Regions from separate parts of the Homo sapiens genome. Here region 2 is linked to region 1. A link is an interaction called in ENCODE POLR2A ChIA-PET data of the cell type or tissue named here. Cell type or tissue: CD4-positive, alpha-beta T cell. All regions are shown on one strand. Each heading gives the region's core, and the rest is flanking DNA. Links, peaks and the distances in the headings are about the cores only.

The links. ChIA-PET counts read pairs that join two places held together with the same protein. Peaks named below come from ENCODE experiments on the same cell type or tissue, not always from the same donor. Only the 100,000 strongest peaks of a DNase experiment are listed, where the experiment ranks them.
Region 2: POLR2A ChIA-PET joins it to region 1 with 6 read pairs; 4 of 35 experiments call an interaction of 5 or more read pairs at or near these places.

What each region holds. Positions count from the first base shown.
Region 1 is chr1:244,072,296-244,077,768 of GRCh38, forward strand. No RefSeq gene overlaps it. Among named protein-coding and RNA genes, the nearest start is that of ZBTB18, 24 kb to the left of the region's middle. RefSeq lists enhancers at 2,521-2,570, 4,683-5,183. In CD4-positive, alpha-beta T cell, for the core only: no CTCF peak of the experiment used is centred there; a DNase peak (open chromatin) is centred at 2,696; H3K4me3 peaks cover 1,448 bases; H3K27ac peaks cover 2,209 bases.
Region 2 is chr1:243,835,717-243,841,189 of GRCh38, forward strand. The region is part of intron 2 of AKT3 (AKT serine/threonine kinase 3); the gene reads right to left. Among named protein-coding and RNA genes, the nearest start is that of AKT3, 12 kb to the right of the region's middle. In CD4-positive, alpha-beta T cell, for the core only: no CTCF peak of the experiment used is centred there; a DNase peak (open chromatin) is centred at 2,645; H3K27ac peaks cover 1,782 bases.

The DNA of each region.
Region 1 (5,473 bases), core at 1,341-3,840:
GTATTTGGAGGGCTTTCGGGCCTGACATTGGGCTGCTGCCTCTCTTCAGGCCTTTGTTGATCTTCCTGCCTGCCTGCTGCGTGGATGGGGTGCAGATCCAGGCTTGCCCACTTCACGATGGTGAGAGCTTGGGCACATGACAGGGTCCCTTGAACCCCAGTTCCTCACTAACATAGGGATTTCAGCAACTCTCTCTTAGAAAGGCCATGGGGACGTGTGAGTTGGTACCTTTCAAGCAGTGGAAGCATCGTCTCTGCTAGGATCCTTTCAGTCACTGTTTTCAGTGACCGAAAACAGACACAGACTAGTGTGAAGAAAGAATAGACTTTATTAACTCACACGGCTAGGAAGCCCAGGAGCAGCGCTGGCCTTGGGGGTGACTGGGCACAGGGCTGAAGATGACACTAAGTTCTTTCATTCTCTGTTTGCCCTCCTCACCCCATTTTCATGGGTTCGCTCCTGTATTTCCAGCTGAAAATGGGCTTTCCTCACATAATGGGGGAAGCTTGCCAGAGGTGGAAATGGAACTAAGGTAGAGGGAAAATGTTGACGAAGTGGCTACTGCACACTTGGGCCTGGGGATACAGCAGTTCCTGCCGTCATGGAACTTACTTACCAGCCAATGAAACAATGAAACCAAAAATGACCATAAAGTATCATGAGTGTTATAAAAGTGAAGTGCACCGAAAGAGGGGTCGCGCTGTAAGTGGAGTCCAACCTGGCTGATGTGCCAGAGAAGATTCTTCAGAAAGTGGCAGGGGAAGAGGAGTCAGCCTGTAAATAAGCGGGTGGAACAGTGTTTTGGGCAGAGAGTTAGCATGTGCGAAGGACCAGACAGAGAACTGGGCAAATCTGAGGAAACTGTCAGATCTTTCTCAGTCCAGTGGGTCTGGCTAGAGCACGATGGGAAAGGTGTATCAGTTTCCCAGGGCTGCCAAACAAATCACCAGCAACTGGGTGCCTTCTAACAACAGTCCTTTATTCTCTCATTGTTCTGGAAGCAAGAAGCCCAAAATTAAGGGGTTGCCAGAGCCATGCTCCCGCCAGAAGCTCCATGCGGGAATCCTCCCTTGTCCCTGAAGTTCCAGTGGCCGGTGGCTCCAGGCGTTCCTGGTGGCTGCACCACTCCAATCTCTGCTTCTATCTTCACGTGGTCTTCTACTCTCTGTGTCTTCTCTTCTGCCTCTTTTTTTTTTTTTTTTTTTTTGTGATGGAGTCTCACTCAATCACCCAGGCTGGAGTGCAGTGACACGATCTCGGCTCACTGTAGCCTCTGCCTCCTGGGTTCAAGCAATTCTCCTGCCTCAGCCTCCCGAGTAGCTGGAATTACAGGCACCCACCATCATACCCGGCTCATTTTTGTATTTTTAGTAGAGACGGGGTTTCACCATGTTGGCCAGTCTGGTTTCGAACTCCCGACCTCAAGTGATCCTCCCGCCTCGGCCTCCCAGAGTGCTAGGATTTCAGGTGAGAGCCACCGCACCAGGTCTCTCTCTGCCTCTTAAAGGACACTTGTCATTGGATTTAGGGCTCACCTGGGTAATCTAGGATGATCTCCTCATCACAAGATCTTTAACTTAATGGCATCTGCAAAGACCCTTTTTCCAAATGAGGTCACATTCAGAGGGTCCGGTTGTTAGGTGTGGACATATCTTTTTGGGGATCACCATCCAATTGAGAGAGATGCTACTGGGCTGGTCAGCCAGGCCAGGACCTAGGGGATCTGGGCCTCATCCTAGAGCAGGAGAAAAACATTCCATTTTGCACTCCAGAAAGAACACTGTGGTTGTGGATGTGCCATGTGAGATGCAAGCAGGGTGGCTGGCCTGTCAGGAGAGGACCGCTGTGGTCCACGTGACAGGTGATGGAGGAATGGGCTGAGGCAGCAGCCCAGCCAGGGATGGAAAGAAGGGTTTGGGTCCCAGTCAAACTTAGAAAAAACAAGTCAACGGGACTTGGGGACTGATGGGGCTGGGTGGCTGGCGGCAGGGTGGAGGCAGGGTATCATTGGATGATGTGTATCAATGTGATACGTATCCCTCACATTAATTTTTCCCAGGAGACAGTGCTAGGAGGATGGAAAGAATATTGGCTTTGAAATTGGCGAAACCTTGGTTGAATTCCCAACGCTATTCCACTTTCCAGCTTCTTGACCTTGGTTGTGTTTCTTACTATTTCTGAGCCTCAGTTTTCTCCGACATAAAATGGAGATAATAATACTGAAATCACAGGGCTCTTGAAGGAATTAAATGACAGCCTATGTGGCGTAGTGGGCTCTGGGTGGCCACCTGGGCACCACAGATGTGATGTGCTCTTTCCTCCTCCTTCCTCCTGCCTGACCAACGTCCCTTCCTGCAGGGGCTTCCCCGGGCGCTCAGCTGCACCCACCTCCTACTTCTCTCCCACTTGCTTCCTGCACGGCTGGCTCCACCCCACCTGCAGCCTTTTTTTTCTCCTGGGACCTGCCCACGCATTGCCCTCTCCACTGTCCTGGAAACTTCAACAGATATTTTCTCACCTGTTACCCCTAAGTAGCCCAGGCTGCAAAACGGGTAGTCTTAGCGCCTTGAAAGGGAACCTGAAGGGCTTGCTGAGTTTACTGCCGGCTGCGATGTGTTCGTTCACTGGTTTATTCCTGCATCTATGCATCCACTCCCTCAACAAACACTTCGAGTGGGCGAGGCATTGTCTCGCACCGCGAACACTGAGCTGAACGGAAATGTGGTTCTCACCTCATGAAGTTTACTAATTCTACCAGGCAACCCGCCCTCTCTGAGCTCATGAATTTTCTGGTTGCACTGATTTAATGGCTTCACTCTCTGGCTTTGACACCCCCACAGGTAAAGTGAGGGAGAGCGGGAGGAGCATGAATTTGATTGTCCAGTCTCATCCGGGCTAGGTGGACATTAGGACACACAGGCAGGTTCCCAGGAGGTGGAACAGAAGCTGGAGCTTCCCTGAGAAAGCAGACACCCCCGTCCTACCTCTCAGACACATTTCCGTCTTCACTGGTGATGTTTTTCTCCACCCCGTTTCTTGCCACTTGCCATTCATAATCACTGCTCTTGGTCTGGTAAGCAGAGAGGGCAGGACAAAAATTTGATTTACTTACGACAATGTTTTACAAGCTTGAGCATAAAAACATGTGGTTTCCTGGGACTGGCCATCCCAGGAATTTGGCTGGGACATTAAGGAGTTGGCTGGCACTAACTGTAAGTGCCTACCACTTCCTACCCTCCTGGGGGAGGCTTGCCTTGCTCTTCTGAGCACTTTCTAACTTCAGGCTGTCTGGAGCCTCAAGGTTCTCCAACGTATGCAAATGCATGTGTTCTGACACAAGATGCAAATGTCAGGAATCCTCTTTTAAAAGGGCCAGTCTCTAAGACTTGCAAAAACGGCGACCGGAGACTGACTTAAACCTACCACCCGGAAGAGATGTTGGCTGTGAGGAAGGGAGAAACAATGAAGTGTGAGATGGTGTGAACTCTGGAAGGCAGAACCTTAGGGAAAAACGAAAGAGTAATTTCGTTCGTTGATGAATTCATTTATTCTACTAAGTATTGTGCAGAGCACTATAGGGTTTACCAAGAATAAAAATTGTCTCTATCATGGAGGACCTAAAAGAGATCAGAGAGAAAAGTTTTATTCTCGGTTTACCAAGAATGACAATTGTCCCTATCCTGGAGGACCTAAAAGAGACCAGAACCTTAGGGAAAAACGAAAGAGTAATTTCGTTCATTGATGAATTCACTTATTCTACTAAGTGTTGTGCAAAGCACTATAGGGTTTACCAAGAATAAAAATATTGTCCCTGTCCTGGAGGACCTAAAAGAGACCACAGAGAAAAAGGCAAGTACACATGAACATGTGTTTTGCTTTGAGGATCGTGCAAAAAAGCTGATATGAGGCGAGCACCTCATGTTTAACGTACTCTGCTTCACTCGACATAAATTCCTGCTAGCTTCCCTAACAAAGTTTCAAGGTAGGCACTAACACCATTTTACAGATAAGGAAACTGAAGTTGAGAGAGTAATTTTTCCAGGAACCAGGGTTCCAACCTAGATCAGCTGACTCTGAAGCTTATTAAATCCACCTGTGGAAAATCAAGTTAAGAAACAGATTAAAGGGGCCAGGTGCAGCACTTTAGGAGGCTGAGGTGGGCGGATCACCTGAGGTCAGGAGTTCGAGATCAGCTTGGGTAACATGGTGAAACCCTGTCTCTATTGAAAATATAAAATTCGCTGGGCGTGGTGGCATGCTCCCGTAATGCCAGCTACTGGGGAGGCTGAGGCAGGAGAATAGCTGGAACCCAGGAGGTGGAGGTTGCAGTGAGCTGAGATCGGGCCACTGCACTCCAGCCTGGGCGACAGAGTGAGACTTCCATAACTTTTATGATATAGTTTTCAATCAGCTGATTTACCTCTACGATTTCAGGAACACCCTGGCATGTTGCACGAGGCTTTGCCTGCTGGGGTGTCTGTTGTTCAGTCTAGACCAGCATGCAGCCACGGCTTCTTTTGGCCTCCGTGGCCAATTCCAAAAGTTCATGTGAGAAGGGGTGAAGAGGGATTTTAGAGCCAGAAGGGAATTGAGCTTTCCTCAGCCTTATAAAAGCATGGAAATTGAGACCCAGAGAGGTTAAGTGCCTGGCCTAAGGTCACACAGCTTGTTAATGGTGGGGAGACGAGACTTGGTTTTGCCCAACTCTCCTTCTGCCATCTGTCGCTACTCAGCACAGTAAAGGAGATGGCGCAAGTCATCTGTGGCTCGCAGAAGTGCTAGGAATAATCCCATTCACGCATTTGATGGTACCTACTGGAGCCCCATTATTTCCAATTATTTACATGCTCCGGGCACCTGCAGCCAACCTGTACGTGCCCTTTCCCAGGGGTCAGACTTCCCTGGTGCCATGTGGACTCAATGCAGCATGCAGCCTCAGCCCTATTTTGTCTCTTCTATGCATTAAGGGATCCGTTTACATTTAATTGAAGCTTGGCATACTCTGAGCTGAGGTGGACTTGCTTTGGCCTTCTGAAAAAAGCATGCAGTTTTGGCCTATGAGTTTGAGTTTCATAGAGTAGCTTCCAATACCGGAGGGAAGCTGGCCTGTTACTCTCTGGAGTCTTTCTGAATCGCACAAAATCTCTGTGTATGCCTTCTTTGTTGTTCCTTTCCCAGAAGCGTGAAGTCCCTCAGATTCCACGGCGGTGGGGCTGGGAGAGCCCAGGTCCGGTGCGGGCCAGAGATCCCTGCGCGTCGGCACGTGAGCAGCCCCTCTGCGGTCTCCCGTCCTCACGGAGAGGCTATTACAGCAGAAGCTCCCTCGGCCCCCTCCCCACCCCCTCGTAGTTGAGGAGGAAGTGAGAAAGGGCTTGGCTTGGTGCCTGGCACACAGCAACCCTCCGTAAAAATGCCAGCTATTACTATTGCTATTGTTGCTATTATTCTCACGACTTCTCCATCTTCTGCACCA
Region 2 (5,473 bases), core at 1,171-3,670, 240 kb before region 1:
CCCTATAGGAGAATTACCACTCCTGTTGAGAATGCATACTGTTAGTGGAATATACTGAAAAAAATTCAATTAACTCAAAAGAAGATAAGAAAGTATGAAGAGAGGTATTTTTTTAAAAAAATAACAGTATGCCTAAGTTCAACCACACCAACAATAACATTAACTATAAATTTTTAAATTGCTTTAAAATAAGACACATAAATAACAAGCCAATAGGAGAGATAAAATAGGATACTGAAAAGATACTAAATCCTAACAAAGGCAAAAAAATAGGGAAAAGATACAAAGAACACATGACACAAACAGAAAACTCAATCATATCAATAATTACATTAAATATGACTGGCCTAAAAACTCCCATTTAAAAGGTAAAGATTGTCAAATTAGATTTTTTAAAAAAGACACGACCCAAACATATGCTGTCAACGAGAGAAACAGTTTAAATACAAAACAAAGACTAAATATAATAGGACAGTTGAAAAGATACAAGATGCAAACACTAATCATAAAAAATCAGGAGTTACTATATTAATATCACACAAACTGAATTCCAAGATAAAGAGTGTCACTTGAGAAAAAGGTGAACATTTCATAAGGATAAAAGAAGCAATACATCAAGAAGATATAACAACAAAAAAGCCTCTAATAATAGAGCTTCAAAATATATAAAATTAAAAAGGTAGGACTAAAGAGAGAAACAGATAAATTCACAATCATAGCTGGAGACTATAACACTGAGTCACAGAACTAGAGGAAAAAAAAAAAACGAGTCAGTGAAGACATAGAAGACTATGACCCATTACCAATCATCTTGACTAGATATTTATAACACTATACCCCCAAAAAATAAAATACAGACAGACCAAATGATAAGACCACATAATGGATCATTTAAAAAATCATTAAAAAGTTGGCTGGGTGCAGTGGCTCAGGCCTGTAATCCCAGCACTTTGGAAGGCCAAGGCGGGTGGATCACCTGAGGTCAGGAATTCAAGACCAGCCTGACCAAAATGGAGAAACCCTGTCTCTACTAAAAGTAGAAAATTAGCCAGGCATGGTGGCACATGACTGTAAATCCCAGCTACTCAGGAGGCTGAGGCAGGAGAATCAACTTGAATCCAGGAGGCGGAGGTTGCAGTGAGCTGAGACTGCGCCACTGCACTCCAGCTTGGTGACAGAGCGAGACTCCATCTCAAAAAAAAAAAAAAAAAAGATTTCATAAAATGAATAAACTCCTAGCAAGATTATCAAAGGAAAAAAGAGAGCAAGTATATAATTTACCAATATCAGGATTTAATAAGGAGATATCGCTAAGATCTTACAGACATTCAAAAGATAAGGGAGCCTGTAATCCCAGCACTCGGGGAGGCCAAGGTGGGAGGATCACTTGTGCCCAGGACGTCAAGGTCAGCCTGGGCAATGGAGCAAATCTTGGCTCTACTAAAAAAATAAAAATAAGGATAAGGGAATATTAAAAACTTTGCACCCAGTAACTTAGACGAACATCTTGGATGAAAAGGAAATCCTTAAAAAATACAATTTACCAAAAATGACACAAGAGGAAATAGAAAATATGGATAGCCTTGTATCTAAAGAAATCTCATTTATCATCAAAAATCTTCCCACAAAGAAAGCTCCAACCCACATGGCTTCACTGATACATTTTGTCAAACACTGAAGAAAAAATACAATCCACCTTATGAGAAACAAGTGCTTCCCAACCTATTTTATGAATCCAGCATAACCACTGTATCAAAACTGAAAAGAAATTTACAGATCAATACTCTTGTAAATGCAAAAAACCCTTAGCAAAATATCAGTAAGTCCAAATTGGTAATATATTTTTTTAAATACACCATGACCAAATGGAATTTATTCCAGCAATGAAAGTAATTCACCATATTAAGAGAATAAAAGGAAAAAATCAAATGACCATTTCAATAGAAGCAGTAAAATCTTTAGAAAAAACTGACCACCACTCATGATAAAAACTCTCCGAACTAGGAATAGTAGGGAATTTTTTCAACCTGATAAAGGGCAGCAACAGAAAAGGAACAGCTAATGTGATACTTAAGTGGTAAAATAAATGCTTTCCCAATAAGATGAGCAATAAAGCAAAATATCCACTCTTACCACTTTTATTCAACAATGTACTGGAGGTCCTATCCAGTGAAATATGATCAGAAAAAGAAATCAGAGGCATAAAGATTGGAAAGGAAAAAGCAGAACTGTGGATGTTCGCAGATAACTTGACCATCTATGTAGAAAATCTTTAAACTAACATTAATAAGTGAATTTCATGAGACTTCAACTTACAAAATCAATACATAAAACTTGATTGTTGATTGAGAAGGAGCAAGTGTGTGTGTAACAGCAACTTTACAATTCTATAAATAACTTCAAAATGTATATGAAAGCTTATTTGATGGTTTGCTCCATGTGGTTCTATTGGTTGAAACTTTCAAAAATAATACATTGAAACTCTAAGAAAAGCTAATTTCACAGTATTGTAAATACATTAGTTAAATCTCAGAGTTTCAATACCATTAGAAAATAAATTTAATTTTCTTATGTTTACTCTCCATGTATAACCTCAACAGTCAAAGTGAGCTTCTCTAATGTACCATGTGGTTTACACAGTCACTACCACAGCTCTTTACTCTCTATGGAAAAAGCTTGCTGCTGGGTAGTAAACAGGAAATCATACTGTCATTTTCTTTCTCCTAATCATTTTATAACTTATTTCTAAAGTCATTTTGTGAATAAAAAATGAACAAAAAAAAACACATGCATGCACAAAATAAAGGAGAAGAAAAGACCCCTGGACTTAGATAAACACTCAAAAATGTAAATTGTTTTCTGTAACAACTTGTTAAATTTGACTAGATAACAAGAATCACATCTTACAGCATAACCAAGTTCACAATCTTTATGTTGCTAAAGTATATTTTGCTCAGCAGAATTAAGCTATCTTGTGAGACAACTCATAGACACAAAATCTTTATCCTGGCATTACCAAATACCGACACTGTAGTTCATCTAAATAAACCATTTCATGGAATATAAGAAAAATATTATTCAAAGGACAAAGTCAGTACAAAGAAAACTAAGGGAAAAAGTTATTTGAAAGCCAAAACTGGTTACACATAGAGAATACAACATGAAAGTTCAGTTTGTTAGATACTAATACAAAAAGTAGAATAAAGTAACACGAGCATGGAACATTTTCATCAAAATGCTTTTAATGATAAAAATCACCTCTTAGATTTATGACAATCTCAAAACAGTAACATTATGAATTGACTAGTTATACATTATATTTTAACTTATTATCAAGGAACTAGCTTTCCACATTTATAAAAGACTACTTAGGTTTTTATGAAATTTTATTAAGCAAATGAAAGTTAATAAATTATAATAAGCCCTTAATTAATACTATTGCAATTTATTTAATTCTATAATTTAGACCTTTTAAACTGGCTAAATTTCCTACTTTATTAATACACTAAGTACCTTCATAGCAAATATTACCACTAGCTATAAGGGAAAAAATTAAGAGAAGTGCTGAAATCCAATTTAGAGATTTAGAGTCACCTAGAACATACCTACAGGCTCGTCTTTGAGTAAGATCATTTAGTAAGTATTTAATATATACAGAGATGCCTCCTATGCTGATGTGCAACCAAGTTGTAAGGAGCTGTCCTGGATCCATCAAGGAGGAAAACGCAGACAATACTTTACTTGATGTTTGCTCCGTGATGTTTCTTTTATTGCCATTTCTAACACCAACAATACTATGGTAATGTGTTATCTCAATTAATACTTATCATTTTCAACTGTCCAGAAAAGTGTAAAAAATAGGATATCACTATTAATATATCACTAATAACCAAGGTTAGGAAAGCATTTATCCTACGTAATAATGAATATTTATCTTTCAGCCCTTTTTTTATTTTCCAAGAAGATATTTACTGAAAAGCAACTTACTCACATTAAAAGTACAAATCAGATTATATCTGGAGATAACAACAATTGATGCATATAGTCTTACGAAAAAAGACTAATATTCAAAGTAATAACTATATTATAACTTTATTATATCAATTTTTTGTTGTTGTTGTTGATGAGACGGAGAACATGACTCCATCTCAAAAAAAAAAAAAAAACAGAAAATACAGGAAAAGGTCCGGGTGCGGTGGCTCACGCCTGTAATCCCAGCACTTTGGGAGGCCAAGGCAGGCAGATCACGAAGTCAGGAGATCGACACCAACCTGGCTAACACGGTGAAATCTCGTCTCTACTGAAAATACAAAAAATTAGCCTGGCATGGTGGCATCCCAGCTACTCGGGAGGCTGAGGCAGGGGAATCACTTGAACACGGGAGGCGGAGGTTGCAGTGAGCCGAGATCATGCCACTGCATTCCAGCCTGGGTGACAGAACGAGACTCCGTCTCAAAAAATAAAATAAAATAAAATAAAAATAAAGAAAATCCAGGAAAAATAGCCACAGTCCAAACTAGAAACCAAATTAAAGTATGGCAGCTCTGGAGTACAAAGAGAGCGTAAGAAATCCATTTGTTCTCCAATGAGAACACACGGACACAAGGAGGGGAACATCACACACCAGGGCCTGCTGGGGGTGGGGGGCAAGGTAAGGGAGAGCATGAGGACCTAATGCATGGGGGGCTTAAAACCTAGGTGACAGGTTGACAGGTGCAGCAAACCACCATGGCACATGTATACCTATGTAACAAACCTGCACGTTCTGCACATGTATCCCAGAACTTAAAGTAAAATAAAATAAATCCATTTGCTCTCTAAGAATCTCATCATACCACTTTGTTTAGTCATATTATTTATATAATGTAATATTTTAACTGCTTTTCAGAATCAGCAAGTATAACTATTATAAACCTTGACATATAAAATAAATGTTACAGTTGAAAAACTGGAAAGGGAATGTGAGGAATTCAAGGGAAAGATGAGGAGAAAAGCTAATTTTTTTTTTTTACAACTTATAAAGTGGCAAGTTTAGAGACAATGTCTGAACACTCTAAAGTTAACTGTTAAACAGCTATAAGTTTAATCATAAAGGCAACCAAAAAATAAAAGGAAGAAGGTAGGATCAGTATTAAAAGTTAAATCCTTCTATTTTTCACAATGGGGAGATATTAGGTTACTGAAGGTTAAAGTTTAGTATATTATATAAAAAACTGGCATAATGATGAGACAATTAAAAATAGGAAAAAAAGTTCTAAAATGATTATCTCTGACAAAGGAGGTAGAAAAGATAGGGAGATTTTTATTTTTCATTTTATACCTTTGTGTGTTATTCAAATTTTTATGTTTATGCAACTATTCATCTCAAAATAAGCACATACACATTATTAGAAACACATACACATACACATCTCAAAATAAACACATACACATTATTAGAAAAATGATGGCAAATTCTTATTCATTTTTTTTT